Linked DNA regions of Homo sapiens: region 2 is linked to region 1. A link is a loop called in an ENCODE intact Hi-C map of the cell type or tissue named here. Cell type or tissue: dorsolateral prefrontal cortex. All regions are shown on one strand. Each heading gives the region's core, and the rest is flanking DNA. Links, peaks and the distances in the headings are about the cores only.

Evidence for each region. Hi-C counts contacts between places; a loop is a spot of excess contacts. Peaks named below come from ENCODE experiments on the same cell type or tissue, not always from the same donor. Only the 100,000 strongest peaks of a DNase experiment are listed, where the experiment ranks them.
Region 2: a loop joins it to region 1, with 6 times the contacts of the local background. A loop is called at or near these places in 35 of 110 quality-filtered maps.

Annotation. Positions count from the first base shown.
Region 1 is chr10:131,779,001-131,794,387 of GRCh38, forward strand. It overlaps LINC01164 (long intergenic non-protein coding RNA 1164), which reads right to left and starts at 11,199. Exons shown (of 5, transcript NR_038365.1): 1 at 11,077-11,199; 2 at 10,657-10,866. In dorsolateral prefrontal cortex, for the core only: CTCF peaks have their summits at 8,207 (motif pointing left) and 8,422; a DNase peak (open chromatin) is centred at 8,201.
Region 2 is chr10:131,444,956-131,460,342 of GRCh38, forward strand. No RefSeq gene overlaps it. Among named protein-coding and RNA genes, the nearest start is that of TCERG1L, 140 kb to the left of the region's middle. RefSeq lists enhancers at 9,211-9,755, 9,287-9,356. In dorsolateral prefrontal cortex, for the core only: CTCF peaks have their summits at 9,348 and 9,547; DNase peaks (open chromatin) are centred at 8,396, 8,856 and 9,326; H3K4me3 peaks cover 1,195 bases; H3K27ac peaks cover 1,573 bases; H3K27me3 peaks cover 800 bases.

The sequences.
Region 1 (15,387 bases), core at 4,432-12,431:
GAAGGGCCCAAGGCCTGTGGGAGTTCCAGGCGTCCAGCTTCGGCCTCCTGACCTCTGCTCCACTTGTCCTCCACCACCTGACCCTTCAACAGGGCAGGCAAGAGGGCACTGCGGGGGTCCCACAAAGGCAAAGCTTCTGTGAAACCACAGAGCCTCCAGAGCTGAGAGTCGTCCAGGTCAGGAATCCTAACCAGTGTATCTTCTCCCAGGGATTGCTGCCTTTCTGTTGCTATTTGGTTTTGTTTGGTTTGGATTTTTGTCTCCTCCTGAGAATCACTGTTATAAATATCCAGGAATTTCTACAAAACCTCTGGGATGAGAATGCCAAACACCTATGTGCTATTGCTAGGCCATAGAGGAGAGGCAGCCAAATTCCTGGAGTGCATGAATGAATGAATGAATGAATGAATGAATGAATGAATGAAGGCATTATCTGTGTCCCTGTGAGGTGGAAAGGGGACAGTACTTTGCTCCTCCATTAGCCTGGAGGGGCTGGATGTCCACTAGCCTGCAGGGTCCTGGGAAGCCTGGCCAGCCTTGTCATCTTCATGGTCCCCACATGCATTCACCCTCCATTGACTGCCTCCCTTTCCTCCCCAAACCGCTCCCTCCCCAGAACAAGATACACTTCGGGTACTGACAAGCAACCATACACTTTTTATTTAAAATAATGAGAAGATGTTGTTATTCTGGGGGGTTATAAATGGTGCTACCTCAGCAGCCCCAGAGCTGCTCTTGGAGCTGAGCTCTCCCTGTGACGTCCCAGCCCCCCACCAGCTTCCAAGGCCTCTCCATCTCCACGACTGTCACCATCACTGCCCCCAGCACAGAGGGCTCCTGGGGCTCTCTGCTGACCACTCAGAAGCACAACCTAAGTGCTCTTGACTGCCCCTCTGACTGAATCCACTGAGGTTCTCTGTGGGGGCTTCACGTTCTACCTGGTAGAGGGGCCTCCCCACAGCACGGAGCTCACTCACCAGGACAACACTCTGGGTGACCACTGCAGCCTCAGTGGAGCCACACCTTCCCCACAAGGATGTCCAGGGAGGCCTGGCCACTGAGGCAGCACACAGGACCCAGACGGTCTTCCCTAAGTGGGAGGGTCGGGGCAGGGAGCTGTGCTCCAGGGAGTGACCAACCAACCATCCAAGTTCCAGAGGCACTGAGGGGCTTCCCAGGACTTCAGACCCACAGTGCAAAAACGGAGACAGTCCCAGGCAAATGGGACAGTGGGTCACCTTAGCAGGTCCTCTCCCATCTCGCCTGGGTCAAGGCTGAGGGACCCTGAACTAATCCTAAAGCCGGAGGGGGTCACCCCAGGTCCCCCACCATACACATCCATTCACACACACCTCTCCCAGCAACCTTATTCCTCCAGCCTCAATCGAAAGGCCGTAGATGTGGAGCTGGGGCCAAAGACACCCCTGCTGCCACTGAGCCTCACAGCCACAGCCCCAAATCCGTGGCCATTCAGAGCCAGGCACTGTCCACAGAACAAAGACCTGTGCATTCCTTGCTAATTAGTCCACCTTTCAGTGTGCAGAGTGCAGCATCTTTAACTTCCCAAGGAGCAAATGGAGCCAATTAATTCAGCAGGAGGAGACCAAATCAATTTCCCAAACAGCTTGTTATAGGACTTGCAACTTCACAGACAAATCTCATGCCTCCACCTAACCCACCAATCATCCTCGTGTCCAAACAGCCTCGCCATTAACATCAGAGCCACTTGCCTCTTTTTGTGCATAACCCACTACCTCAGACGCTGGGAAGAACTCAAACTAGGACTGACTGGTGAGTTCTTCCCAAGACTCACTCTCTAGAGACCTAAATCCTGGCCCTGTCCAACCAGGGGATGAGGAGAAGCCTTCTTCAGGAAGTAATGACCTGGACCGGCCAATCTCAGTTGACCTTGTCTTCTTTAGAGAGAATTGTCTCCAAGTCCAAATCCCATGTAAGACTTTTGTCCTCCCCAGGGGAGTACGCTGTGCCCAGAGCAGTGGATCCCAGATGTCCACAGGCTCAGGTTAAAATCCAAGCGGAATCACTCAATGTCAGAACTACTGACATTTGGGCCGCATTGTTCTGCACTGGGAGAGCTGCCCTTACACTGTTGAGTGGCATCCCTGGCTCCACCCACCACATGGCAGGAGCACCCCCCACTAGTAACAGCCAAAACCACCCAGAGGCATTGCCCGATGTCTCCCAGGGGCAGAATCGTGCCACTGAATTGGACTGAGTAGATATCATGCATCAGACATCTTCGTGGGCCCTCTGGGCTAGGAAGGGTTCAGAGGGTGGGGTCCAGCAATCCCAGCTGTCCTGCTCAGGGGCCTTCAGTAGCAGGCACAACAGAGGGATGCAGGCATCTGGGGGACAGGGCTGCCTACCAGTGAGTGTGGTCACCAGAAGGAAGGGAAGAGGCAGGGCCGGAAGCGCCCTGAATGCCCATTTTGACCGTGGCCTTGGATAGAGACAAGACTAACATGGCCGAATTGTTGCTCCACCCCCCTTCCACACACATTCAACAGACTCCTTTTCAAAGAAACCCTGAGATTCAGACTTTCTTGGAGACAGAGGTGAGCTGAAAAGGTCTCCAGCTGCTAGGAGCTGCTGGCTTGGTTGAGTGTTCAAGATACAAACAAATGAAAACTATAATGTTCAAATTCCAAGGCAGAGGTCTGGCAGCCCCTGATGGCTTTGAAGAGTTTGGATGACTTCAAAAGATGCTACATTTCTGCCCAGAGTGTCCCCAGCCACATGCCTGTCTTTGGTCTTAGGTATGAGTGGATTCTTCATGTGGACACGTGGCTTTAGGTGATATAGGAAGGGGCCACTGTATTAAAGTGAAAAAGAATGAATTACCCATGGACAAAAAACTCTGCCTAGCTTGATCTTGTCCAAGGCTTTGTCTCCAAGTGTCTGGGCACCAGCCCAGGTGCTGGAGTTCACTGGGAACCATGGCCTTGGCCTGGCCCTGGGAGCTGTGAGTTGGTGTGAGTAGCTATGGCCTCTGTCTCAGCGATGTGACATTTCTGCATAATTCTGTGCTGTGGCACTCTGTCTTGGGCCCAGCGTTCCCGCTTCTTCTTCCTAAGCCATGGTGTCCTCCAGTTGTGATGGGGCTTAGCCATCAGGAGTGGGATAACTCACTCTCTAGAGGTGACTTCAATCCCACAGAGAAGTGAGTGATGGAAGTCTTTGCTGTGCTGTTTGTTTCTGAAGACTTGGAAGTATTTGCTTGGGGGGACAAGACAATATCATTATTCATCTTTCTCTTGTATTTGCCAAACCAACACTTTTTGTGCTTTACTTTTTCATCTATAATAACAGGATAGTGGTGCAGCTATTTCTGGAACTGGAAACAACAGCTGTCGTTTTTCCTGTGGAGAATTTGAGTTTAATCTAAATGGCCAGTGTGCACATTCACTTTCCCAGTGTGAAGGAAATACGTATTTATGAACATCAGGTTCTTGGAGGATTCCCATCAAATAAGAAACTCAGTGGCCTTCCCTCAGAGCTCTTAGAGGAAATGGTAATACTGGCACCCTTCTTTCCTCCTAAAGCCTCTTGGCTACAGCGACACTGTGCCCACCCAACTCTCCTCCAACTTTCCTACAACACTTCTCTAATCTGGTTCCTTGTCCTCCTCCTGAACCCTAAATCAGGAAAAGGGGTGCTAGATGGTGAAGATCTGTCTGTATTGGGGGTGGGGAACAGGAGAGGAAAGCAGCCCTTCCCCATGAGCCTCACCCCGTGAGGACACTGAGAACACAGGTTACCATGTGCACTGCTTCTTTGGGTCTGTGTTACTCTGAGTCCTCCAGAGAAAGAACCAATAGGATAGATTAGATAGACAGATAATCAATAGGTGGGTAGACAGATAATAGATAATCAATAGATAGGTAGGTAGAGAGATATTGATATGGTTTGGCTGGGTCCTCACCCAAAATCTCATCTTGAATTGTAACCCCCATAATCCCCATGTGTTAAGGGTGGGACCAGGTGAAGGGAATTGGATCTCGGGGGCAGTTTCCCCAATGCTGTTCTCATGATAGTGAGTGAGTCTCACAAGATCTGATGGTTTTATAAGCACCTGGCATTTCCCCTGCTAGTTGTTATTCTCTCTCCTGCCGCCCTGTGAAGAGGTGCCTGCTTCTCCTCTGCTTTCCACCATGATTGTAAGTTTCCTGGGGCCTCCCCAGCAATGTGGAAGTGTGAGTCAACCCTCTTTCCTTTATAAATTATCTAGTCTCAGGCAGTTATTTATAGCAGCATGAGAACGAACTAATACAGATAGATAATAGATAATCAATAGGTAGAGACAGATCTGTTAGAATAGGCAGATAGCGGCCAGGTGGGGTGGCTCATGCCTGTAATCTCAGCACTTTGGGAGGCCAACACAGGCAGATCACTTGAGGTCAGAAGTTTGAGACCACCCTGGCCAACATGGTGAAACTCCATCTCTACTAAATAAAATAAAATAATGGGCAGATGGCTAGACATGAGCAGGAGAGGGAGCCCCTGAGAAAAGGGAGGTCTGGAAAAGTCTCACACCCCAGGGACCACCAGAAACATGCATGCTGGAAATGAGCAGAGGAGGGGATATACTGATGCAGGAAGGAACACCCCTTAGAGACACCCAGTCATCACTCCCTCCACAGTCAACCTGTCAGAGCAGAGCTGTCTGCGTGCTGATAAAGAGGAAAGAAAACAAAGGAGAAACTCAGAGACAAGCAGTCGCAGTAAGTGCAGATCTGGCCATGATACAACCTTCCCGAGTGGAGGTAATGAGCAACACAGCCATTAGGTAGAATTTGCATCCAACACTGGCCTGGCATGGGTACCGCCTGATAGTAAAGGAGGGTCCCAGAAGCCCAGGGTGAGAACTAGGTGAGGAGAAGGTGGGGACTTAAGACAGGAATGACAAAACTAGACCCTCCCAAAAAAGGCAGAGCCTTAAGACAGAGGTGGGAACTTCAGGAAAAAATACAAAGTCATAAAAACCCAGCGTAGAACCCTCAGGGGCTGTAGCTCATTCTCCTTCAGCTGCCCCCTCTGTCTCATCTTTCAGAGTGCACTGTCCCTTTAAATAAACCCTCTGCTCCCAATTTTCCTTCCATAAATTATCTTCTTGGATAAGAGAATAAACTCCATAAACTGTCTCTTGGCCAAATTCTTTCTCCCAAGATGACAAAGGACTGAGGATTCCCACACTTCCTGATGAGAGAGAGAGAGAGAGATTGATTGTAAGGAGTTGCTCACACAGTTATGGAGGCTGACAAGTCCCAGTTCTGCCATTTGCAAGCTGGAGACCCAGGAGACCAAACAGTGTAAGTTCCAGTCCAAAATCCAGCAGGCTCAAAACCAGAAAAAGGTTCATGATTCAGTTCTAGTCCAAAAGCAGGGAAAACCAATGTCCCCTCTCAAGGCGATTAGACAGGAGGAAAGCAGGAGACCCACCCTTTCGTTCTACTCAAGCCTTCGCCTGATTGCAGGGGCTGCCCTAACCAGGGAGCACCATCTGCCCTACTCAGTCTACAGGTTCCAATGCTGGTCCCATCCAGAAACATCCTCACAGACACACCCAAAAAATGTCTGGGTGCGCGGCCCAGTCAAGTTAAAGCATGAAATTCACCATCCCATGATGTGCACCCATCTCGGTGTATTGACCACCCACTCTTGCCTGACATCTTCAGAAATAAAATAGACCTTGTGCCTGGAGCCACTGAGAGTCAGAGGTTGTTGGTGAAGCAACTGGTCACATGTCTCTGACTGCTGAAGTGGACAGTGCCCCCGCCCACGGGACCCCAGCCTTGCCCTCGCCACAATGTGGCCACTGTAGACTTCCTCAGTGGGACCCATTTCCACAGCACATCTAGTCAATCCTGCCATGTCAGCCAGAGGTCCCCAATCTCAACCCCAGCAGACCAGAGGAGCTCCCCTCCCCCACCGCCTCGAAGCCAGTCTCTCCTCTGGGCCTCCCATCCTGTGCAGGTGGACACCCTGTCATCACCTCTGGCTCCTCCCCTCACCTACGTGCAGTGGAGGGGCCCATCCCTCCACGTCCGTGTCAATGTGACTGATGATTCCTCCTGCCTTTGCGGGGCTGACTCTGGGCCCAACGTTGCTCTAAGTGTCATAAATGGTGTCTTCTCACAACAACTAGAGGTTGTCATCGCTGTGACCGCCATTTACAGATGCAGCAGCTGTGACCCAGCGAGGTTGAGTGGCTTGCCCACACTCACCGCCTCCGTGCATACCGACCCCGGCCTGGAACCAGACACCCTGGCCCGAGCCGAGAGGCCCCTTGCTTCCTGCTCCACACCTTCCCGGGAAAAACAAGCACTCTGAGTTGGGGTCACCAAAGCCACAGAGTGCAGCTCAACTTCAGCTTGGTGTCTTGCAAAATCTCTTATTCTCTCTCCTTGGTTCTCCCCTACAGCAGCAGAAACTGCCCAGCAGTCCTGTTCTATAGACTTTCCCCTTCCCCTGCCATTGCCCTGCTGAGACACTCCCCACGGCACTCCTGACTCCTTCCTCCAGAGCCCAGAATATTCCAGGCCCAGGGCTGGACCCAATCCCCCAAAAGGCCACTGATGCCACCATGGCCTGTTTCTTCTCGGTGACACCTTGCAGCTCACTGAATTCAGTGGAAACTTTATACCCAAGAGCATATAGAAAATCAATTGTGATAATTCAGAAGCCATCTGGCCTCCACTGGCTACTACTCAAAAGAATACCGAAATAAGCCACTTCAAAACCCTATTTACTATTCATTGACCACCTACTATGCACCAGACGTGCCCCTGGGCCTTTTGTGTCAATTACCTGGTTTAATTCTCACCACCGTCCATGAGGCAGACACCATTGCTATCCCCATTTAACAGAAGGAAAAAATGAGATGCAGAGAAGCAACTTGCCAGACATTACCCAGAGAATAAATGGCAGAACCAGCTCCCAGCCCGGGCGTTACTCCAAAGCCAATCCCCCTAACTCCTACAGGGCTGCTGAGCCAACGTTACACAAAAGCAGCGACTGTAGAAATGAGGAGAAAGGTGAGCATCAGAGTTCATCCGGTTGACCTTGCGGAGCTGCCCTAGGGGACGGAGAGCTGCTGTGCTCCCTGCTTCTGCACACCAGGCAGGAGTCAGGCCACCACGAGCCCCTTCCCCTCTATCACCTGCCGCATTCCCAGCCCACGGCTCTGCTCAGGGTGGACTGGGCTCCTCTGGCCGCCCAGCTCCCCTGCAGGGTGGCTGACAGGCCCTTGCCTACCCTTCACTTCTAACATTGCTATCCCCATTTCCCAAAATTCAGCAAGGTTAGTTCCCTTCTCTTTTCCCCTAATTCTTGCTTTTTAAGATCAATCCTGAGCAAGAGGAGCTTTCTCAAGAAGGAATTATGTGCATCTGTAGCCCCACTGAAGCTTCAACAAACTGATTCCCCCAGATGTGCTCAATGGAAGAAGTCAGGTCCTTTGTTGTGTATCAGATCCACTTGGCCAAGGAGAAGGGTTCTGCGCTGATTCATTCATAAAATCTTCATCAAGCTCTTACTGCATTTATCATCCTGCGCAGGAACTAATGGGTACGTGCATGCACCTGACAAGGAAAAATGGGCCTAAGAAACATCACCGTAAATGTCATGTCTTTAAGACATAAGCGTCAACATTTTAAGGATAACATTGAATTTTTTTCAAAAGAATATTATCTTTTTCAATAGAAAATACACAAATCTGTACCAGTGTGAATGTCCTAGGTCATTGATCACAATGGAACTGGTTCCACTGAGTTATGACCTGCTGTAAGAAGAGGCATGGAGACTTGTTCTGTTCTGAGGATCCCGGCAGTTCTGAGTTTAAGTGCTTGTCGGCTGGGAACTTTGGTTATGCACAGGCAAACCTCTGGAACCTATGTTCCCAGGCCAAGGAGACTAAGGTAACAGTGTTGTCAGTGCACACCGTACAGTCCTTGGAGCTGGGCTCGCCTTTTCCTGTGCCACCTGAAAGCTCTGGCCAACGCAGTGGAAAAAACAAAAACAAAACGAAACAGCAATAACAAAAAAAACCACACTGGGTTTTGACTGAAGTGACATCTATCGCCGGCATTATATAGATTCGAATTTATTGACTTGACTCTTTTTTTTAATTCTAATTTATTCACCATTTCAAAAACCAAGTATGTGATTAAAATCTGCTGCCACCTGGTGGTGGTCACAGTGTCACATGTCATGTTCCAAAAAGTGAAGTCCACGCTACAACTGTGTTTTGGTAAAGGTAGCAATGAACATATTTTTCTCATCTATTTAGGGGAAAATGGTAAAATATGTGAACTTATTCATTGTTAATCCTACATGTGACAAGTATAATCCGAGCACAAGCCTTGAGGCAGCATTTCTTAACTGGTCATAGATGCTTTTGAAACCCTGATAAAATGTGGGAGGATCTCCCTGGGAAAATGAACACACGTGCACATTCACAAAGTTACACATGCAACTTTGAAAGAACACAGTACAGAGTGAAGATGCTTGCTTTAAAGAAAATACCTAGAATTCGATCTCACTGAGATGGTTGCAAATTAAAAGGCTCTAATCACAGTGAAAAGGAACCGGTAGCTATGAGCCACTGTGAGTTTTCTAAGAAGTCAAACCAAGTGCACCCTGATTCCATTTTGTTGTTATGATATGTAAAGGTAAATATATAGGAGATATACGTGTTTTATATATGTGTATATAAAACATAAACATTTATATATTTTTGTACTTATTCATATAAAACATATTTATATATAATTATTGTACAAGATAATTTAATTCCATGCAATAGTTATTTATCACATGGCTGGACTGGTCACTGGGCCGGGTGCTGAATGCTCAGAAAATTAAGACACAATTTCTGCCTTCAAAAGACCCACAGCCTGGCAAGGAAAATGAGCAGACATATATACACATATATAAGAATTATAATCTGATATGACAAGTGTTCGTCCAAAGGCACTACGGGAGCAAGAGGAAGAAGCAATTTCTTCTATCTGATTTGAGGGGTGGCAGGGAGAAAAAGTTGCCATTTCAGCTAAGGAAAGAGATGGGTAACCCCAACCCCAATGTGAAAGACACATATTCAAAGCAGGGAACTGCATGGGGGAAAGCTCAGCAGCATCAAAGTTCACAGGACCAGCACGTGCTCTGGGGTCAGGTCGCCAAAGCCACAGAGTGAAGCTAAACTTCAGCTTGGTGTTTTGCAAAATCTTTTATTCTTTCTCCTTGATTGTCCCCTACAGTGAACCTTCCCACCAGTCCTATTCTATAAAATGTTCCCTTCCCTCACACTCCAGGGATTATCCAGGGTGCAGAACAGGGAGGAGTATGCCCCATCTCGTGTGCAAAACCTCATTATGTAAGGTAATTCTATGGGATACCTTTTATACCCCACATGAAAACCCTCCCAGCCTCACCTCGCACTTCACCCAGTACCTCCCAGGCTCTGATCCACTTTGCATAGGTGTCACCTGACACCACCTGGGCTCGGAGATCTGCTCACCTCTTACTTCCTGCCTTGGCCCCGGGGTCACCTGCAGGAGGCTGCTCAGCAATCACAGTTATGCAAGTCTCCAAAGACAGGGCCTCCACGGCCAGGACAGAAGCAGATAATAAGTTCTCTTTCCTTTACTGTCCCAAGGAGACTGTGCTGAGATGCATTTCATAAAGGGCCTCAGAAGGTCTCAAAAAGCCCAGCATCAGCCACTCCAAGCGGCTGTCGATTGGATAAGCCATCTGGTATTCCCATTCACTCCTTCCCTCCCTCGCTCAACTCACTCCTGCTCGCCTGAGCCCTGAGACCCCTGCCCAAAGAAACAGCCTGAACTCAAGCCTTTGTCCCTAGCTCTGCTGGAGAAGCTCCATCTAAGACCACTGATACCACACCTGAAAGCTCTAGATAGCAGACCTTCAGGATAGAATTTGGGGGCTAGTCCCCTCGCCAATCCAGCACACAGAGGAACCCCATTGCCAGTGGCAATTGGGGAAGTAATAAGCCCCTGGCCTCAGCTGCCTCATCATCACCAAGAAGGGCACTGGAATAGGGCTAGAGAGAGGTGCAGGGAGGTGCGGGGGAGGTACAGGGGAGGCACAGGGGAGACAGGCTTTGCACTGGCATCCATGACACCTTAGAGACTCCCCATCCAGCAGGGTAGGGGTCCCCAACTCCCAGCCATGAACCAGTACCAGTCTGTGGCCTGTTAGGAGCCAGGCCACACAGCAGGTGAGCAGCAGGCTGAGGAGCACTGCTACCCAAGCTCACCCTCCTGTCAGATCAGCAGCGGCATTAGATTCTCATAGGAGCACAATCCCTATTGTGAACCGTGCTTTTGAGGGATCTCGGTTGCCCACTGCTTATGAGAATCTAATACCTGATGATCTGAGATGGAACAGTTTCATCCCCAAACCATCCCCACCCCCAGTCTGTGGAGAAATTGTCTTCCACAAAACGTGTCCCTGGTGCCAAAAAGGTTGAGGACCACTGCGCCAGGGCGTTGGATTCAGAAGGTCTTGCAGAGGGTGCATCAGCAATATGCATTTCTAACTGGCAGCAAAAGTCCTCTTACAAAACGTTCATCTACTGTAGAAAGATTTAGGATGTAGAAACAAAAGAAATGTCACCTGTAACTCTGCCATGGGTCAGTGTGCACCATCTCAGGCTCTTCTGCACGCCCATGTGGGTGGGGTCGGGGTTGGGTGTCTCGGCCAGGTGGAGGCTGGGCCAGGCCCCAAAGCTGTGGGCGGCAGATGCTGCATCCACCTCCTCTGGCTTGGATCTAGAAGCTTCCTCCTCTCTCTTCCTCTTGCCTGAATTGACACAGGAGATGAAGCCTGGGGAAAATGGACCAGAACTCAGACCCCAACCCCCAACCTACAATGACATTCAAGGATGTAAGACGCACATGATAGATTTGTTAGCACAGTGTTATCTGTAAATCAGAGCTGTGTTCACTGTCAGTTAGAACAGGCTGGGTTATACCGAGTAACAAATGTCCTGCAATCACAGAGGCTTCCCTCCACAAAGATCTGCCTGTCACTCACCACGTGCCCAGGGCTTGGCTCAGCCCTTCACAGGTGGATGGGCATTCGCAAACTGGAGCACGGCAGCCTGTCATAGAGACAGGAAATGAGCACATGGTGAACAAGTGCTGGCTCTTAGCTTCTGCCCAGCAGAGCCCCATGACACTTCTGCTCACATTTCATTGGCCAAGGCAAGTCACATGGCCCTACTGCCACATGACACTTGTACTTGAATTTCATTGGCCAAGGCAAGTCCCCTTGCTTTGCCTGCTTCAGAGGAGCAGGGATGTTCAGTGAGCAAATCACCCTGAGAACTTGATGACTGTCCTTGCTCCATTCTTTCTTTTATCACGGTCCTTTGTCCACCGACACATCACCAGCTCTGGACTGGAGCTCCAGTAGAGAGGGCACCAGGCACACTCATCCTTGTATCCCACAGGGACTGCCATCATTGGCAGACAGGCAGTCTACTTCTCTTTTTCCTGCCAAGAGTCGGAGAGAGCAGTGACTTCCACAACACTGGCCCTGCAGACTTTGTAACCTAAGTTCCCAAAAATGGACTAAAAAGTAATGAGTTCTTATCCTGACTATTCACTCAGCAATACTTAGTTATTAAACATCTTCTATGTGCCAGGTACATAATGTGGAGAATAAATAGAAGTAGAAAATAAGAAAATGAAAATATCCTACAGGTTATCTCTTATTCAAAATGGTTGGGACCAGAAAGGTTTTGAGTTTTGGATTTTGGAATATTTACATTACACTTAATGGTTGAGCATTTTGAATCCAAAAGTCTAAAATCTAAAATGCTCCAGTGAGCATTTCCTTTGAGCATCATGTCAGCACTCAGAAAGTTTCAGATTTTGGAGCATTTCAGATTTCAGATTTTTAGATTCAAGATGCTCAACCTGTATAATTTCACCACTCTGGGGGACCTACTTAACATTTTTTATATATTTCCTTTCCGTTTTTTTCTATGGATTTTTTTGGTCATGCCGACTTAAATAATTTTCTCTTTTTTTTCACTTAAAGTTATAACTACAACAGTCTTAAGAACTCTTTGAAAATTTAATTTTAAAGACTGAATCATATTGCCTTTAATGTGGATTACATCAGTGCAGGTTATTTATTGGGCCATCTTATTATCATTAAACACTTTGGGTCATTTCACTTTTTTATTTTTTAAAATGCTATGATTAGTATCATTTTTAAAATTATACCTCAAAAAGTCTTTGTAAGAAGATTATTCATAAGGCGTAAGCATAAGGAAACCTTCTTATGAGATCATTTGTTCCACAACAATTTATCTCAGCCTAATTGCCTTTTATTGGCCATAGAGCTGTTCACTTCCTCAGCAACCCAGGGTTCAAGTCCTGTAAAACACAACACTGGGCAGTTCTAGAAGAGAGAAGCGTTTCTGGAGCTTGGCTCTAAAATCTTCAGATCACAACAATTTTCACAATGAAATAAAATTTAATTTTTGGCTCACATAGTAAAAGATTATATCAGATTTCTCATTCCTCGGAAAATCAGAGAGAACTTAATAACAAATACCATAATTATCTGCAAAGACTGAACGGTGATTAAATTATCAGGAGGCCGTTACTCCTAAAACTATTTCTTTAATTAGCTAAAGCTGGCAGTATATATTAATATTTCCTGAGATATTTGCATACATTCACAACAGGCTAACCAGACATTAGCTGAAATATAATTTTTCTAATATTATGTTAGAAATATTTTAAGATTAAATCATATTATCATGTTTTTTCCTGTGATTATTAGAGCAGACACTCTTGATTTATCACCATAAATTCTCTAATTTAGGAGCTGAAAATGCTTCTCGTTTTCCATGATGAGCTTTTTCAATTCCATTTACACAATAGAAGGTGCTCTTTGAAGCCCAGATCTGCTGGTAGAACGTGGTTTTTGATAATCCACATCTGCACACTGCTCCCAGACAAACACAAGGAAGCCCACCCTAATATGTAGCTGGCAGGACCCCGGCCATTCAGATTCCGTGGCCACAGCAGGAAAAGCGTCTGGGTAGCAGTGGGTGCAGGGACAGGGTGAGGGGAGCTGGTCCTGGCTGGCCACAGCACCAAAGAGCGGAGGACATGTCAGCAAGCAGGATTTGAATGAGGGTCGAACAGGTCTTTCTCAACTCCATCCCAGCCTGCATAGAGGACAGGACACTCAATTGAATTGGGCAACTCACAGAAGGTCCCAAAAGGGGGTCAGTACAGAGGTGTGGGGATGGTCAGGGAGGCCACACCTGGGAATCACAGCAAGGCTCTGTCACCACCACTGGGGACAGGAAACTGGGGAGTCCTGTGGTGAGCCCCAGAGCAGAGGACCGCCCAACAGGAACCAAGCCCTCAGGGGAGGGGCGCAGCCAGCTCCAGGCTGCCCCGGGGGAGGGAGCAGAAAATAAAGGTTCTGACCACTCTCCATTCTCTTTCTCCACACCCCTGCCCAGGTCCCTTTGGCCAAACCCAGCAGAAGCCAGAGGGGAAGGAGACTCACAGATGTAGCCCCGCAGGTCGGCGTCCAGGACCTAAGAGGGGTAGGACACGAGGAGAACCTGGGAGACATGTGGAAGTTGCTGGGCACAAATGACGGGGGACACCCTGAGGGACCCCATTTGGATGTGCTGAAGCCAGCATGCTCACCCTCACAATATGTGTTCACTCTCAGCCTGGAGGACTTTTGACTCTTGCCATGTCTGTGCCTTTAAAAAATAACCAACTGTCAGCAACAAGGGATACACTTTGAAAACCAAAACAGAAATTCCCAAAGAAGCCAGGAGCCCAGAGACTGTGATAAGGGGCAGCTGGGCAGGCCTGCAGCCCTCTGGCCATGACGCCCAGCACTCCTCCTTGAGCAAGCGGGGTTTGGTACTGGGGTCAGTGATGAGCAAGACTCGGCCCCTGCCCCAGGGACACCTAAGCTAGCGGGGCTGCTGACCACATCACCTCAGGGACACCTAAGCTAGCGGGGCTGCCAGCCACATCACCAAAGCACTCTCTACTTGAAAGCATGCAGCAGATGAAGGTGTGCGCAGGTGCAGGGCAGCATGAGAAGGGACCCAACGTGGTCTGTTGGATCAGAGGAGGCTTGGGAAGTGGTGATAACAGGACAAGCTGGTGAATGGTTTTGTTTTTTGTTTTTGTTTTTGTTTTTTTTAAGAAGGAGTTTCACTCTTGTTGCCCAGGCTGGAGTGCAGTGGCCCAATCTCAGCTCACCGCAACCTCCACCTCCCGGGCCCAAGTGATTCACCTGCCTCGGCCTCCTGAGTAGCTGGGATTACAGGCGTGTGCCACCACACCTGGCCAATTTTGTATCTTTAGCAGACTCGGGGTCTCTCCATGTTGGTCAGTCTGGTCTCGAACTCCCAACCTCAGGTGATCCACCTGCCTCGGCCTCCCAAAGTGCTGGGATTACAGGCTTGAGCCACCGCGCCCTGCTCTGGTGCATGTTTCGAGAGCTGCTCCCCACCCAGGGCATCATCACTGGACAAGGTCATTCACTCAAGGCTGATTCTGGCCAGATGCCGGGTTTGATTTTGTTAGTTTAGTCCAGTTGGACATCCTGGACCAGATGGGGCAAGAACTCAGAGGATAAAATTCATCTTGTCCCTTGGGCAGAACCATAGCAAGGAAACATCTTCATCTTAACCTCACCATCTGACGATTGCCTTTATCATCTTAACCTCACCGTCTGAAGATTGCCGTTAGATGGTGTTCGGACGGCATCACTATGAACAGAGATAGAGGTAAAGGCACGTGAGACTCCAAAGCTTCTACCGCAAGGACCCTTTTCCACCTTTTTTTCCAGACAAACTTCATTGAAAACACCATGGCCTCTGACTTCCGTGGTGGAAAGGAATCATTCCCATGACTCTTGTTGAAACCTCAAAAAGCATTTGAAGATGCCCATTCGCCTTCTGGAAGCCCTGGGTTGGGGGCCAGGTCTGTGTCCAGGCCTGAAGGCTGACCACTCTGTCACATTTTTTTCCTGTAGGAAGGGGTGACCGAGCTCAGGAAACAGCAAAGAGAAGGCACAGTAGTTGCATGAGTTGGGGCTGCTGAGCACCTGGGTGCATCTAGAGGTTTCCTCCCCACACTCCTTGGGAGCCTTTACCAAGACAGAAAGTCCACTTGCCTAAAGCAAAATGTGTCCCGAAAACATTCTTTTCTCCTCGCCCCAAATACTGAATAGGTATTTTAGGAATTAAAATGCAGTAAATTCAAATTACAGTCTCTCCAAATCACGATACTAAAAAGGAAATGTAATATTCATACTCAACTTGTCATCTTAATTAATTTGTCT
Region 2 (15,387 bases), core at 4,440-12,439, 330 kb before region 1:
GGGTTGAAGGACGGAAGCACAGTGGCTGATGACCCGGGAACTCAGGATATGGTGCCAGCAAAGCACAGGCTGGAAGCCAGGATATGAGACTGCGCATGTGCAGAGCTGGAATGGGGTTGTGGTTGAGATCTCTCCTTTGAGAACTTTTACAACTCAGAATGCAAGAGCCTTCCCACGAAAGCACCAAATTTGACTGCTGCTCGGGGAGTCTTCACTAGGTTGAAACAGAGGGGATTCCACCGCTGCAATGGAACCAGCACGGTGGAGGTTCCAGGACAGCAGGCTGCATGGAGGAGTCAGGCTCCCGGGAAAGGTGACAGGCTGTAAGTGCAGGAAACTGGGGAAACAGCCACCCGAGTGTCAGTTTTCTCACCGCTGCAGAGTGTGGAGAATGCACAGGGCCTGGGCTTTGAGGCATCTGTGTGACTAGCCAACCACAGTGGAATGGCTGGGCTCCCTCTTTCATGTTCTTTAATTTCTCCACTGTCACGGCAGCCACAGGACCACTGCACAGACAGACACACAGTGGAGCAGACAGAGCTTTTGAAACTGGAATCTGAGCACTGGAGAAGGGAACCAGGGGTATCGCTCCCAGGATGAAATGGGGACTTCTTTCAGCATCCTCTGGGGCGGCAATTAAAATCGGTTTTTGTTCCTGAAACCAATTGACACTATATTGTTCAATAAATGTCTCTAAGGAGAATGAATAATGCCATCATCGTTCAACACAGTCCTTCAACCTTTGAGACTCGTTAACACAGGTTAGGCTCAAATGCCCAGTGAGATGTGGGGGCTGTTCCGTGCAGGTGGGCGGGTGCCCTGGAGCTACAGGCTTTGGTTGGTAAGATGGTCTAGCAGATAACATGGGGTGGGGAGACGGGAAGGACGGCGGGCTTCCCGGGGAGGGCTGAGCTCATGGGGGATCTTCTCCACATCTCCATGAAAACCTTCACTAGAACCTTGACCACTTCAACTCTGGCTCTTGGCAGCTGCCTTAAGAGGCTAGGACAGAAAAATGGACTTTCTGTGTTAGAGCCAGCAAAGGGGGAAGCAATGCACAAGGGCAGTTTCCCTCCTTAAATCACACATCCATACAGGTGTGGCTGGGCTGCAGTGTACGGAAAAGATTTTTAATATTCACCCGCGTGGAGTCCTCAGGACTGATTGGAAGTGATCTGTTCAAATGTCAATGCCATTCATCTTTAATGAGAAGATGAACCCTCCCGACCTTATGAGTCTTTGGAATTAGAGAATACATTGGTTGATATCCTGTCATTTTCAAAACCAAATAAGGAAAGACCATGAAAAAAACCGAGTGTGATATAATTTGCTTGGCCTGGGTCTCCGAGAACGCATTGGCACCATCTGCAACTGCTGCTAGTTAGTTAGTGGCAATGTCACCATCATGATGGATGGCTCAATAATGCCATGCCAGCTGGCAAGGCACATTTGGGGATTCAGGCTGTGTAAGTGAGATCAAAAAATTATCAAGATAGATAGCATAATAGAAAGATGGAAGGGAGTTTTGGATAAGGCGTTAAGAATTCAGTGTGTACGTGCGTGCGTGTGTGGTGCTGGCACGTTACAGGGAGGTAACAACGATCGGTGGATCGTTGTTGGAGCTGGAATCCCCCCAGCCTTGTGTGACCACATAACTTTCACAGGTTCTAGCCCTCTCTCTCTCCAGTAAACCCAAACCTGACGTTACTCATGGGAAATTTGGACAGGCTGACACCTGGAATCTTCCTGGGGTTTTGCAGAAACTCTAAAGGAAACTCTGGAATGCCATATGCAGGACGTGCCTCCACCCCTTTCATCTTCATGACACTGCAATTTAATAAGAAAAAGAATTAACTGGCCAGGAGCGGTGGGTCACGCCTGTAATCCCAACATTTTGGGAGGCTGAGGCAGGTGGATCATTTGAAGTCAGGAGTTCAAGACCAGCCTGGCCAACATGGTAAAACCCCATCTCTACTAAAAATACAAAAAAAAAAATAGCCAGGCAGGGTGGCAAGTGCCTGTAGTCCCAGCTATCGGGAAGGCTGAGGCAGGAGAATTGCTTGAACCCAGGAGGCGGAGACTGCAGTGAGCCGAGATGGCTCCACTGCATTCCAGCCTGGATGAGAGCGTGAGACTCCACCTCAGAAGAAAAAAAAAAAAGAGAGAGAAAGGAAAAAGGAAAAACAATTAACAAAGTTCCAGATAGAGACTCAAATATAATCAATGTGTTTGGTGATCACCAAATTTGTAGGAAGACTTGGACAAACAGGCCCCAAGTTCACAAGAGTGAAGTCATTGTCCATGATGCTAGAAGTTATTAGTAAGAGGTATCTGCCTTCCAGAGCTGGTGACTTATTAATCAGTCATCGAGTGTGGACTGAAAGCTGCCACAGAAGGGAGCTTAAAACATTCTGCAGATAGTTTTAAGCAGCTACCTCAGTAAGCCCTATTTTAGCATTGAGGACACTGCAGTCAGTCAGGGAGGAAAGGAAAAAAGTTCCAACCCTAAGACATAAACCACTGTGCATTTTATACGATTTATCATTGTCAGCATACATAATTTAGAATATAAAGTTACATAATTATAACTGTTAAAAGAAGTATGTTATTATTTATCATTTATATTGAATTTCTATAATATGCTAGTGAGTTTTGTGTTCTAGGGAAAAGCTGCTTATGGATCTGCTGGGCTAGGCTGTGTCTTCATAAAAGTAAATCATATAAAAGACTCATACTAATCCCAAAGGGACTTGGCCTCTACTGTTGACTAAGCCTCGAAGCTTAGATATGTAAACCTCATGTCCAGATCAAGGAATCAGTCAATCCTTCAGTCAATAGCACAAAGTGCTTCCTTTCTGAGAAATCTCACAGATGACTTGAGTTGGTGCATGAACTTCAGCTTCCTCTCAAAAATTCCATTCAGCTTCTTTTCTCACAGCCCAAACAACAAGCAATGTTCCACAGAAATAGTGACAGCAGAATGGTGTTATCACCACACAAAGGAAGAGTACGGCACGAGCCTCTGTAACATGCATTCACACTTTACTAAGTGATTAAAAAAAAAAAAACCTATATTTAAATACTGGCATTGAGCTTTGAGGTTCTTGAAAGAAATGTGTTAGCTAAATGCAACATTAAGAATTCAGCTAATTTTTTAAATTTCTATTTTTTAACATGAAACACGATATAGGGAAAACTCCATTCCTCATACGTCTACATTTCTAAATTCTCTGCAATATGATACTTTCCTAAAAATAAAGTGGAAGTGAAAACGCAGACATAATACAGCTTGCAGACGCGTGCGGAAACACAGACGGCTATAACACACACCGGAGGATTCAGCTCACACCAACGCTGCTGTTGGGTGACCCTCCAAACCCACAATGCGGCGTTGCAGAAACACACACAAGGTGTCCCGCAGAAACATTCGATTTGACATGTGTGCTTGTCCTTCTGGATTCACCAACCCTGATTTCAAGAAACAGGCCAGATCCTTGGGAGGGCCAGCCCCAGTGTCGCTTTGCCCAAGAGGCCATGGAGATTATGACGTGCACCTCCTGCTCAGAGGGTCCCAATAGGCTCTCAGCCTTTTTTTTCCTTGCCTGTCCAGATAGAAAACTGAAAAAGGGGCTGGACACGGTGGCTCACACCTGTAATCCCAGAATTTGGGAGGCCGAGGCAGGCAGATCATGAGGTCAAGAGATCCAGACCATCCTGGCCAACACGGTGAAACCCTGTCTCTACCAAAAATTAGCTGGGTGTCGTGGCACGCACCTGTAGTCCCAGCTACTTGGGAGGCTGAGGCAGGAGAATTGCTTGAACCCGGGGGACGGAGGTTGCAGTGAGCCGAGATTGCGCCACTGCACTCCAGCCTGCTGACAGAGAGACTCCATCTCAAAACAAAACAAAACAAAACAAACAACAAACAAAAAAAAAAAAGAGAAGAAGAAGACAAAACAAAGCGCAAGATTATTAAGATTATTCTAACCCAAAGGTAAAGCTCCCTGTGAATAACCGAGGCCTGGTCACCGCGAGTCCCTGCGGGGGGTGCGGGACACTCAGGGGCTCTTGGGGTCTTTCCACGAGGCAGGCCGCTCCCATCCCAGGGGTGCCCCGCAGGACATGGCGAGTCCACGCCAGGCACAGCGGCAGTCTTGCTCCCTGGACTTTGGCTGTTTGCTGGGCTTCCCATGGTTTTGGGTGCTGGGCTTTGTCATGTTCTCTGCTCTGGGATCACTGGAGGATTTGGGTGCCCACAGGGCCCCACTTCTTGGGCCCCTCTGCCACCTCCCCGCAGTGTCCACCAAGGCTTCTGCCTGCCCCCGGCTGCAGAGCACATTCAGTGAGAGTGGTCGTCAGGGCAGGGGGATGCTGGGGGCGTCCTGGAACACCAAACACACCCTTGGCCTGGTTGTGGGGAGGGAGTGCTATGGAACTTCCTGCCCGGGGTCCCTGGTAGGATTCTTGTCTCCAGAACAGAAAGATGAGGACAATATGGTGATTCAATTGTTTCTGTTGTTGTTTCCATGTGGGTTTAATTCATCTGGAGAGCTGTTTCCTATTCCCAGCCCATGTCACTTCTGCTCTGTGGGGTCTGCCGGTCTTGGGGGAGTCGTAGGAGTGTGCGGCTGTCCACTTCTTCAGTGCTTGCTCCTCCTCAGGAAAATAAAAGTTGGCAACACCATACATCCTGCTGTTTCTCAAATGTTATTTGAAATTTTGCTGGTATTTGAAACACAAACATCTGTTTCATAAGAATCTCAAATGATCTTAAAACGCCAGAGAATGGGACAGGCACAGTGGCTCATGCCTGTAATCCCAGCACTTTGGGAGGCCAAGGCGGGCGGATCATGAGGTCAGGAATTTGAGACCAGCCTGTCCAACATAGTGAAACCCCGTCTCTACTAAAAATATAAAAAATTAGCTGGGTGTGGTGGCAGGCACCTGTAATCCCACCTACTTGGGAGGCTGAGGCAGGAGAATTGCTTGAACCCAGGAGGTGGAGGTTGTAGTGAGCCAAGATTGCACCATTGCACTCCAGCCGCCTGGATGACAGAGCGAGACTCCGATTTTAAAAAAAGCCATAGAATGAGGCCGCAAGCTCACCTCCTGCTTCTTCTATGTGCAGAGAAAATGCAGTTTCCTTGAGATTGTTTTAAGGTCATGATAAAATCAAGCAAGATATCATCAGACTCTTCTAAAATCAGCAACACCGAGGGAAGTCTGAACACCGGGCTTGATTAATCTCTACCCAAAACAACACTCCCAACAGGCAGGTCCGACACGGGCGTTGGCATTTGAGCTTTTAGCTGGTGGGAGTTACTTCAGCAAATGTGTGAGCAGCTCAGTCCTCCCCTGGGGACTGTGTCCTGCAGGACACAGGCAATTTCGTCCAAAACTAGGCATCAGCCTGCAGCCTTCAAGTTGCTTCCCAAAGTCAGAAATGACTGGCAGCCATGAGAGCCAGTCGCTTTCCTTGTCTCATTAGAGGTGGTTCTGTGGATAACCAGCCCCACCCAGCCATGCAGCTGTAACAGGAGAAGGTGTGCATGTGCACACACACAGGCACACACATGCTCACATGCACACATGTGCACACACACAGGCACACACATGCTCACATGCACACATGTGCACACACACTCCATCACATCAATGTAAAATTTATATAAGAAAAGTGGGCCAGGCACGGTGGCTCATGCCTGTAATCCCAGCACTTTTGGAGGCCGAGCCAGATAGATCACCTGAGGTCAGGAGTTCAAGACCAGTCTGGCCAACATGGTGAAACCCCAAATCTATTAAAAAAACAAAACATTAGCCAGATGTCATGGTGGGCACCTGTAATCCCAGCTAGTCAGGAGGCTGAGGCAGAAGAATTGCTTGAACACAGGAAACGGAATTTGCAGTGAGCCGAGATAGCTCCACTGCATTTCAGCCTGGACAACAGAGCAATACTTCATCAAAAAAAAAAAAAAAAAAAAAAAAGAGGAAAGTGAAGGGCAAGACCTGTTGCAGTGGCTCATGCCTGTAATCCCAGCACTTTGGGAAGCTGAGATGGGAGGATCACTTGAGTCTAGCAGTTTAAGACCAGCCTGGACAACATAGTGAGACCCCATCTCTACAAATTTTTTTTAATTGGCCAGGTGTGATGGTGCATGCCTGTGGCCCCAGCTACTCAGGAGGTTAAGGTGGGAGAATCACTTGAGCCCAGGAGGTCATGGCTACAGTGAGCTATGATTACGCCACTGTACTCCAGCCTGGGTGACAGAGCAAGACCCCATTTCAAAAATAAATGACAGCAACAACAAAAAAAGTAAAGGGCATATCTTGGTGGAACCTCTTAAGATTAATACTTTACAGTTATAATTTGTTATTTCTATCCTTTCCCCAGGAGAGATAAAAAATCACTGGATGTGCTTGAGTGCTTGAAGGACTAAGGCCTAAAACAGGGCATTTGGCTTCAGTTCTTCTAGAATCTGGAAGATAGGTCCACAGCTGGGCTGGCCTTCCTCAAAATCCCCTGCTGGAGAAATGGGGCGTAAGTATTGACCTTGTTTAGCTCAATCAGGGTAAAGCCGTCCAAGGCAAGGATGGACGTGTCTCTCCAGGCGATGCAGGTATTTTGGGTCCCAGCCCCACCATCAGCCTGCTCCTCTCAAAGTGGCACCTGGGTGTTTGGGGCTCAGGGCCTTCCTGACCTCACAGCACTGCTGGGGGAGGGCTCCCCAATGCCCAGAGATCCTTCATTTATGATGTGACTCCCTCAACTATCTCAGCCAGAGAGGAAGCTGACAGCCAGCCGCCCAAGGGACCCCCCACTGCCTTTGCTTTGGGGCCTCCTCACTCCCACTCCAGCAGCAGGTCCCACAAAAGGCCGGCCACCTCTCCAGGCAGTTTTCAGTGACCAGGAGCTGAGGAAGGCACAGATGGGCAAGCTCCCTGCTCCCTGTGCTGCCAGCTTCTGCAGCTGTGGGCTGCCCAGAGGCCCAAGAGGAGGCCCCGCTGAGAGGATGCACCTCTCCCTCCTCTAGTGAGGCCCCACCTTGGGACCTCCACCACCCCCACAGGCTCCTTCTCTTCATCACAACCCCATCCAGAGACGCAGGTTTCCTTCGACTTCCTCCCGGAGGAGGGCAGGAACCAAGAGCAGAGAGAATGCCCACACCAGGCATGGGAGGACTCCTGGGACCTGCACCAATCAAGCCTGGGCCCTGCCCCACCCCCCACCACCATAAATTCAGAACTAACATTAGAAAATCCTTGCTGTTTCTGGCAATTCATGGCTTTCAAGCATTTTGTCTAATTGCACAGTTTTATTTTGAATATCTGAAGCTGTGCATTAACACTGTGCTTTCTTTACATTCTTTCTGTAAAAAAACCCTAATTCTCCTACCACTCAGTGCAACTCAAGACAGAGGCGCCTTACGATCACCAAGGAAAAACTCATGCATTTAAAAAAGGCTAAAAGAAAAGTACTTCAGTCGTTTTTTAGAAACATCATGCTGTGTACATTTGTATTCTCACTTCTTAAGCCGCTATCATTCCAGTGTCTCTTCTCTTGGGCAATTGTGCCAACCACATTACGTTATTTTCCAAGTTTAGGGTGAGCTCCCCCACTGAGCCCTGTAGGTAGGTCTGGTGCCTTCAGCCATGGCAAAACAAGGAAGTTTCTGCGTCCTCCTGGAGCCAACTGAGGCCTCAATGTCCCTGCTGCCTGGATGCCATCCTGAGACAGTGTATGAGTCCATTTTCACACTGCTATGAAGAACTGCCCGAGACTGAGTAATTTATAAAGGAAAGAGGTTTAATTGACTCACAGTTCAGCAGGCTGCACGAGAGGAATGGCTGGGGAGGCCTCAGGAAACTTACAATTGTGGTGGAAGCTGAAGGGAAAGCAAGGCAGCAGGAAGGAAAATGATGTGGGAAGAACTACCAAACACTCACTTAGAAAACCATCAGACCTCCCGAGAACTCACCATCAGGAGAACAGCACGGGGAAAACCGCCCCATGATTCAATCACCTCCATGATTCAATCTCCCTTGACACCTGGGCATTATAGGGATTACAGGGATTACAATTCAAGAAGAGATTCTGGGTGGGGACACAGCCTAGCCGTGTTCAGCAGCATCCAGGTGTCCAGGTGCAGACATGTGCTCCTGTTCGAAACGGGGAAGCCAGTGGATGCAGAGCCGTGAGCACCGAGGGCCTCCCACATTTAGGAGAGGAAGGCTGGTGTCCCTGTGAGAACACATGCTAGTCCAGAGTAAGGAAAAGACGGCCCCGTCCCATCTGCAGGGTTGAGCCAGTTCCAGAACTCGCACGTAGACCGCAGAGAGCAAAGCCGGGTGGCCTGGCGCCATCGCGTGATGCAGACTATTGTGAACGGCCTGCTCTGGAGGCGCAGAGAGGCGGGAGGTGGATGGCGCTGAGGGGAGGGGGTGTAGGCGGAGCACCAGCAGCCAGACCCTGGCAATGACGAAGGCTGCCCGACTGACCGCTTAGCTGGGAGCTCTGCTCAGCCTTCCCCTGCAGACGCCATGACCTTCACAGGACCCTGCAAGGCGGGGCTGCAGTGGCCTGGGCCCTGAGGGGAGGCCCAGAGCAGGGACAGGTTCTGAACTCTGCAGCGGCGCTCCTCCCCGGCCCCTCTGGCCTCTGAACCAGCTGCCATTGTAAGCTCTGGGCCCCGCTGGCACTCCCATGCCCTGGGAAGAAGCAGCCACTGATGGCCGGAGGATGGAGCACAGTGTCGCTGACTCTCCGCCGTGCTGCCCGGACTCCCGGGTGGAGGGAAGCGCCGGGATGCTCCACAGACTGCAGGCTTCCTGCTCCGCCCCTGCCCTGTGCCCCGGGACCCCCTGGAGCATGCCAGCCAGGACATGACCTCCAGCTGCCAATCACTCTTCCCTCCCAGGCAGTGCTGTGTCTTCCAAATGCACAGCCCTGACTCGCGCCACCTCCCCGGCCTGGGGTGCTCACTACCCCTGTGCTCCTCCCGCTCCTCCCTGCCTGGAGTTCCACCCACCACAGCTGGGACTGCCCTTAGGGGTATCGGCTCCTCAGCCCCCAGGCTCTCAAGGCCGGAATCACGCTTTGTGGGGAGTTAAGATAGCGGAGCTCAATCCAACTGGGCTGTGGCGGGTGAAGGCTCGTCCCTAGCTCTGAGATGCACGTGCCAGACTCACTGGACCCTGACAGCCCAGAAGCTCAGTGCGACCCTGCCCCCTGCTGCAGGCAAGCCCCGCCTGTCACGGAAGAGCTGCGCCAGCTTGCTCATGCTTCTCCCTCGGCCCCTCCCACGGCCTCAGTTTGAACCGCCATCCGTGCAGTTTGTAGTACCCACATCTACGTCCAGAGGGCGCTGTCGGGATTAAAAGTTTGAAGTACTCATTTTGGTGTTTGGTTTATAGTCAAAATGGTCTTTTTTCAGATTTCTTTTTATTATTATTATTGAGTCAGGTCTCACTCTGTTGCCCAGGCTGGAGTGCAGTGGCTTGATCATAGCTCACGGCAGCCTCGACCTCCCAGGCTCAAGTGATCCTCCTGCCTCAGCCTCCCAAGTAGCTGAGACCACAGGCGTCTGGCACCCCTTCCAGCTGATTTTTAAAATTTTTTTGTAGAGAGGAGTTTTCACTATGCTGTCCAATCTAGTCTCAAACTCCTGGGCTCCTCTTGGAAACTCCTCTTGCCTCAGCCTCCCAAAGTGCTGGGATTACAGGCGTGAGCCACTGGCCTGGCCCAGATTCCTTGAGGGCATCGGGAGCAGCACAGCCCATGCTCACCTCCCCAGCCTCGCCTGCCTCTGTAATTTGCACCATGTGGCAGCTGCCGGCAGAGCCAGTCCCTCAGTAACTGGTCGCTCCCCATATGCTGAGAACCTTTAATCATCCGAAGCCCCGGTACCCATTACGGCTTTTCCCCTGGTACAGATGGTTCCTGGAGTACTTTTTACTTTGATTTAAATACCTGTGCTTGTTCTTGGCTTTAAAAAAAAGAAAAGCCTTTTTTGGTTCATTTCTGTGTGGTATTCTGGAATATGAATATGCATCCCATTATCATAATTGTCTGGCTTTTAACATGCTTTCGCCTATGTGGAAGTTGCTTATTCTAAAATCTTTAACCAACTGTCAAACGGCCATTCTGTCTCAGTATAAATGTCTCTATTGCAAGCAACAGCGCAAATGTAAACTGTGGCTAAACATTGTACTTCAGATTATAATTGGGTTCAATTAATTTCACTAAAACAAACTCTTGGCAGTAAAAGTCGCATGCTTCTTGATAAAATGTCTGTACAGATGACTGAGATAGAGAGTGATGAGGACTCTGTTATGAAACCGGGAGCTGACTCTCCCATTTTAACTGCCGTGCGGGAAGCAGATAATCATCCTGCAGCTGTAGGGAGGTTGGAGAGGTCTCGGGATAGAGACAGGGGACCAGGAGGTTCCTGGCGTGAAGCCTCAGAGGTCATCTCCACCGCAGTTCTTCATGGGAGAGAATGGGATGCTTGCAGTGACTGCTGTGGTCCAGTGACTACACGGACTCTAGTTTTACCCCATGGAGGAGCCGGGGTGTCATGTGTGGCCTGTGCAACCCTGATATCTGCAAAGCTTATTTGTAACTTCAGATCAGCTTTCTCTCTCTCTCTGTTTCAAAGTTTATAATAAGGGCTCCCTGTATGTTGGTGTCATTTCCAGCCTCAAGGTTGTCAAAGAGTTAAAATTTTCTTTTTCTCTTTTTTTTTTTTTTTTTTTTTTTTGTTCTGTCACCCAGGCTGGAGTGCAGTGGCATGATCTTGGCTCACTGCAACCTCCGCCTCCCGGGTTGAAGCACTTCTCCTGCCTCAGCCTCTCCAGTAGCTGGGATTACAGATGCGTGCCACCACGCCCAGCTAATTTTTTATATTTGTAGTAGAGATGGAGTTTCACCATGTTGGCCAGGCTGGTCTTGAACTCCTGGCCTCGTGATCCGCCCACCTTGGCCTCCCAAAGTGCTGGGATTACAGGCATGAGCCACCGCACCTGGCCACATTTTCTAAACCGATGCTGTGTTCCACTAGGGCTGTTTCTGCTGGATGGTGTCCTAATTAAGCCAAAGAATTTTTAGACGAAGCAAAGCACAACTGCTTCTGATTGTGAGTTTACATCTCTGAATGTTAAGCTTTCCTAAAACAGGACATAGATTTTTATACATCCAATTGTCCATCTTAAAAAATTCTGGCAAAATGTTGTATTTGAATAATTTTTCTTACTCAAATGTGGAGATGCGGAGGTGATTAACCTCAACTAGTTGTTTTGAATATAAAAATGATGTAATCATGCTGATGACTAGGTTGCCTTTGTGAAACGTGACCCTCCGTGGAGGAAGTAGCCCCAGTGTTTCAGGCAATTGGATCAATTTTGCAGCAACACATTTATCTCATGCCTGACAGGAGCATTTCAAAGCGAACATACTGGAAAGCATCACTAAATTGAACTCAAATGTGCTCAGGTGCTGGGAGGTTAATAATCTCGGAGGGCTGGACCTGAAGAGGAGAGTATCAGTGCAAGAACCGCCCATCAATGCCCGTGCGGCCGCAGGGAACTCAGAAGCGAAGGGTGTGAAATTTAACCACTTCTGACGCCGCTGTTGTGTTCTGTGGTCCAGCGTCTTCAGCTGTGCCCAGAGCAGGCCCTCAGGGATCAGGTCCATCAAAGCACAACTGCTGCATGGACAGACAGACATCCCATCAACTCCGATCTGCTGCACCACGGAGGGCTGGCTTCCAAACTCTCCTAGACAGATGACTTTCTTTAAAATGTGCTTAAGAAAGAAAAGTGACTGAACTCTCAGAATGTACAACTGCATGTTAATGCTTTTCTGTCAAAATATCACACTGTCTAGACTTAGCTTAATCTTGGGCTTTGAAAATCCATCTCTGAATCTGTATTCCAGAAAGGCTGCTTTTACAAAATGTATTAAATTTGAAGCGGAAAGCCAATAATTGCAATGTTTGAAGATTCAATTTAAATACAAAAGTGGCCAAGAGCAATCCCAGGGGAATCCAGGTGAGGAATTTCAGCTCTTGCGAAGTCTTAGTCTTAATGTTTTTAATATTTAAAAACACAAAAAAAAGTCATTCCTCCCTTTGAAAGGTTTCAGTGTGCCCAGACAACTCTCAGCGGTGATTCTCATGATAAGGGTGCACGGTGAGTTTCATGTGGGCCCTGGGATCTATGTAAGCTGAATGCACTGGGGGTATTGCAGCCCTGATAGCTGCATTAATATATGCGGCTCTCCAGGTATGTGCTGGGGTGGGAGTGTGTTACCCAAGGCGGGAACAGACTCATTTCCTTTCGGAAATAGCAAGTGTTTCTCAAGAGCATCTCCCAGAACAGCTCACAATGGGCTTTGCTGACATTTCAACTCCTCTCACAACTGCTTATTTCATAGCATCTTAGAGTTTCTAGTTAAAGATGGAACGTGGACAATTGAATGCTGTCTGCAATGCTGTCTGACTCACAAAGTGAGTTCGCTCTAACACTAAGGGGAGTCCATGTCCCTTGAGAAGTTGCCCTTTTGGCTCCAAGTCACTTGTCAGACAGAGGGGGGATCCTGGAGGACACCCTTGTGGGTGCAGTGGCGTCATGCTCCAGCTGTAGCTGTGACTTCCTGGAGTTAGATGGGCCAGGCCAGTGTGACATGGGGAAGCTGTGCCCTGGCGGGTCACCTCCAGCTAAGAGATGCCTCCTTTGTCCACCCCAGTGTGTAGAAATAGCGTTGTGTGTTTCATAACAGAAAACACTGGCAGCACTTCCTTAGAGAACCAGTGGAAGATGAAAGTGGATGGCAGATACAGAAGACAGAAAAGACAAGCCGATGAGAGGGTTTGCACCAAAGCTGGGTACCTTGTTCTCTGGCCACGCCAGGGAGGACAGTGATGGAAGTCATGGTGGACACTGGCCAGGGAGGCAGGTGGCTCGGGCAGGGCCTCCTGAAAGGCGCTGTCCTCAGATAACGGGAAACATGTGACTTGTGCCAGGAAAAAGGAGAAAGGGCAAATAGGAGATGATGGAGTCCCGAGAAGCTGTTAAGACTCTGCTCAGACCACAGAATGACGCCCAGAGATGGGCTATCGCAAGCACCACAGAGCTGGGGGGTTCCCTCTGTCCAAATATTAATGTCCAAATATTAACCTTGATGCTGTCTGAATACTAATAGCTTTACTGATGCATAATCTGCATTTCCTTAAAAAGTGGGCAGTGCAGTGATTTTTTAGTAAATCCACAGACTTGTCCAACCATCTCCACAAACCAGTTTTAGGACATTTCCAGCATCCCCAGAAGTTCCCTCATACCTATTTCCAGTCAATCATAGGTCCCACAACCCAGCCCCGGAAAACCTCCTAGCTTTCTTTTCAGTCTCATAAATTACACACATGATGCCCCGGATATGTCCTAGAAGTGGAATCATGTTGTGTAGCCTTTTGCATCTGACTTTCCATCTTCATTTTGAGCTCTCACCCACAATGTATGAGAGTCTGACCTGTTTGAGGTTTAGCATATATTAGCAGTTCATTCCTTTTTGTTGCTAAACAGTATCCCATTGTAGGACTATCCCGCATTTTATTTATGTCACCAAGTTATGGACATTTATATCGTTTCCAGTTTTAGAAATTATGAATGATGCTGGTGTGCACATTTATGTACAAGTTTTTGTGTGGACACAGGTATGCCTTTCTCTTGGGGAGGGTCTAGGGGGTGAATCACTGGGTTATGTTATAAGCACATGTTTAACTTTCTAAGAAACTGCCCAACAAGTTTCCAAAGTGACTATACCATTTCACATTCTCACCAGGAATGCATGGGGGCCCACTTCTCCTCACTCATGACAACACTATATTGCCTGTATTTTTCATCATAGCCAGCCTTGTAGGTTTGCAAGTGTGTCTCATTACAATTTACATTTATAAATGCAAATTTAACTTGCATTTCCCCAATGACTAGTAGCATTGCACACCTTTTCAGGTGCTTTTCAGCCATTGACATATTTTCTTACGTGACGTGGCTATTGAGAGCTTTTGCCCATTTTTATCAGGTATTGGTCTCGTCAAGTTGTAAGAGTTCTTTACGTATTTTAGATGTAAGTTGTTTACATAAAGTATAATTTAAAAATATATTCTCTGAGTCTATGCTGTGTTGTTTCATTTTCTTAATGATGTCTTTTAAAGCACACAACTTTTTAATTTTAATGAAGCCTAAATTATCCATTTTTCTTTTATGAATCATATCTCTATTTGTGTACCTAAAAACTCCTTGCTTAATCCATGATTATGAACAACCTATCCCACATTTTCTTCTAGAATTGCTAATTTCATCTCTTACATTAAATTTATAATCCAGTTTGAGTTAGTTTTTGTGAGTGGTGTGCAATAAGAAAATATATATGCATATGTTGCATATGTTTGTAGAATTGGTCCAGTATTATTTGTTGAAAAGACTGTCTTTCCCTCACTGACTTGCATTTGCACCTCTGTTGAAAATCTCTGGATCAAATATGTAAGGTTTTACGTCTAAACTCACAATTCTATTCCACGGATATCTATGCCTCTATTTACACCGCTATACGCGGTCTTATTCTCTAAGGCTTTGCAGTAATTTCCATATAAGGTAGAGTAAGGCTTCCAAGGTTGTTCTTTTCAAAATTATTTTGGTTATTTTATGCTCCTTGCATTTTCTTATATATTTTAGGATTAACTTGTCAGTTTCTATTTTAAAAGTTTGATAGGAATTGCCTTGGCTTTACAGAGCAATTTGGGGAGAACTGCCATCTCGATGTTGAGTCTTCTCACCATAAACATAGAATGTCTTTATTTAGTTCTCCTTTAATTTCTCTCAGCAATATGTTGTGGCTTTCCATGTACAAGTCTTATGTGTTCTTTGTTAGATTTACTCCTAAACATTTTATTCCTTCAACGCTCTTGTGAATGGAATTGTTTTCCTAATTTTATTTCCAGATTGCTCATTGCTCATACATAGAAATGCAATTTGTTTTTCTGTTGATCTTTTGTTGTGCAACATTTTGAAACTTGTTTGTTATCTCAGTACGTTTTTTTCTGAATTCTTTAGTATCTTCTTTATACAGGACGGTGTCATTTTCAAGTAAAGATTGTTTCACTTCTTTTCCAATCTTGATGCCTTTAATTTTGCTGTTGCGTGACCATGCTGTCTAGAACCTCCAGTGCTTTGTTGAAGAACAATGGCAAAAGTGGGCGTCCTTGGCTTGTCCCTCAATCAGTCTTTCAGCATTAATTATGATGTTATTTGAGAAGTTTTGGTAAACGGCTTTATCAACTTAAGTAAATTCCCTTCCATTCCTGGCTCGTTAAGAGTCCTTAGTCCTGAATGAAT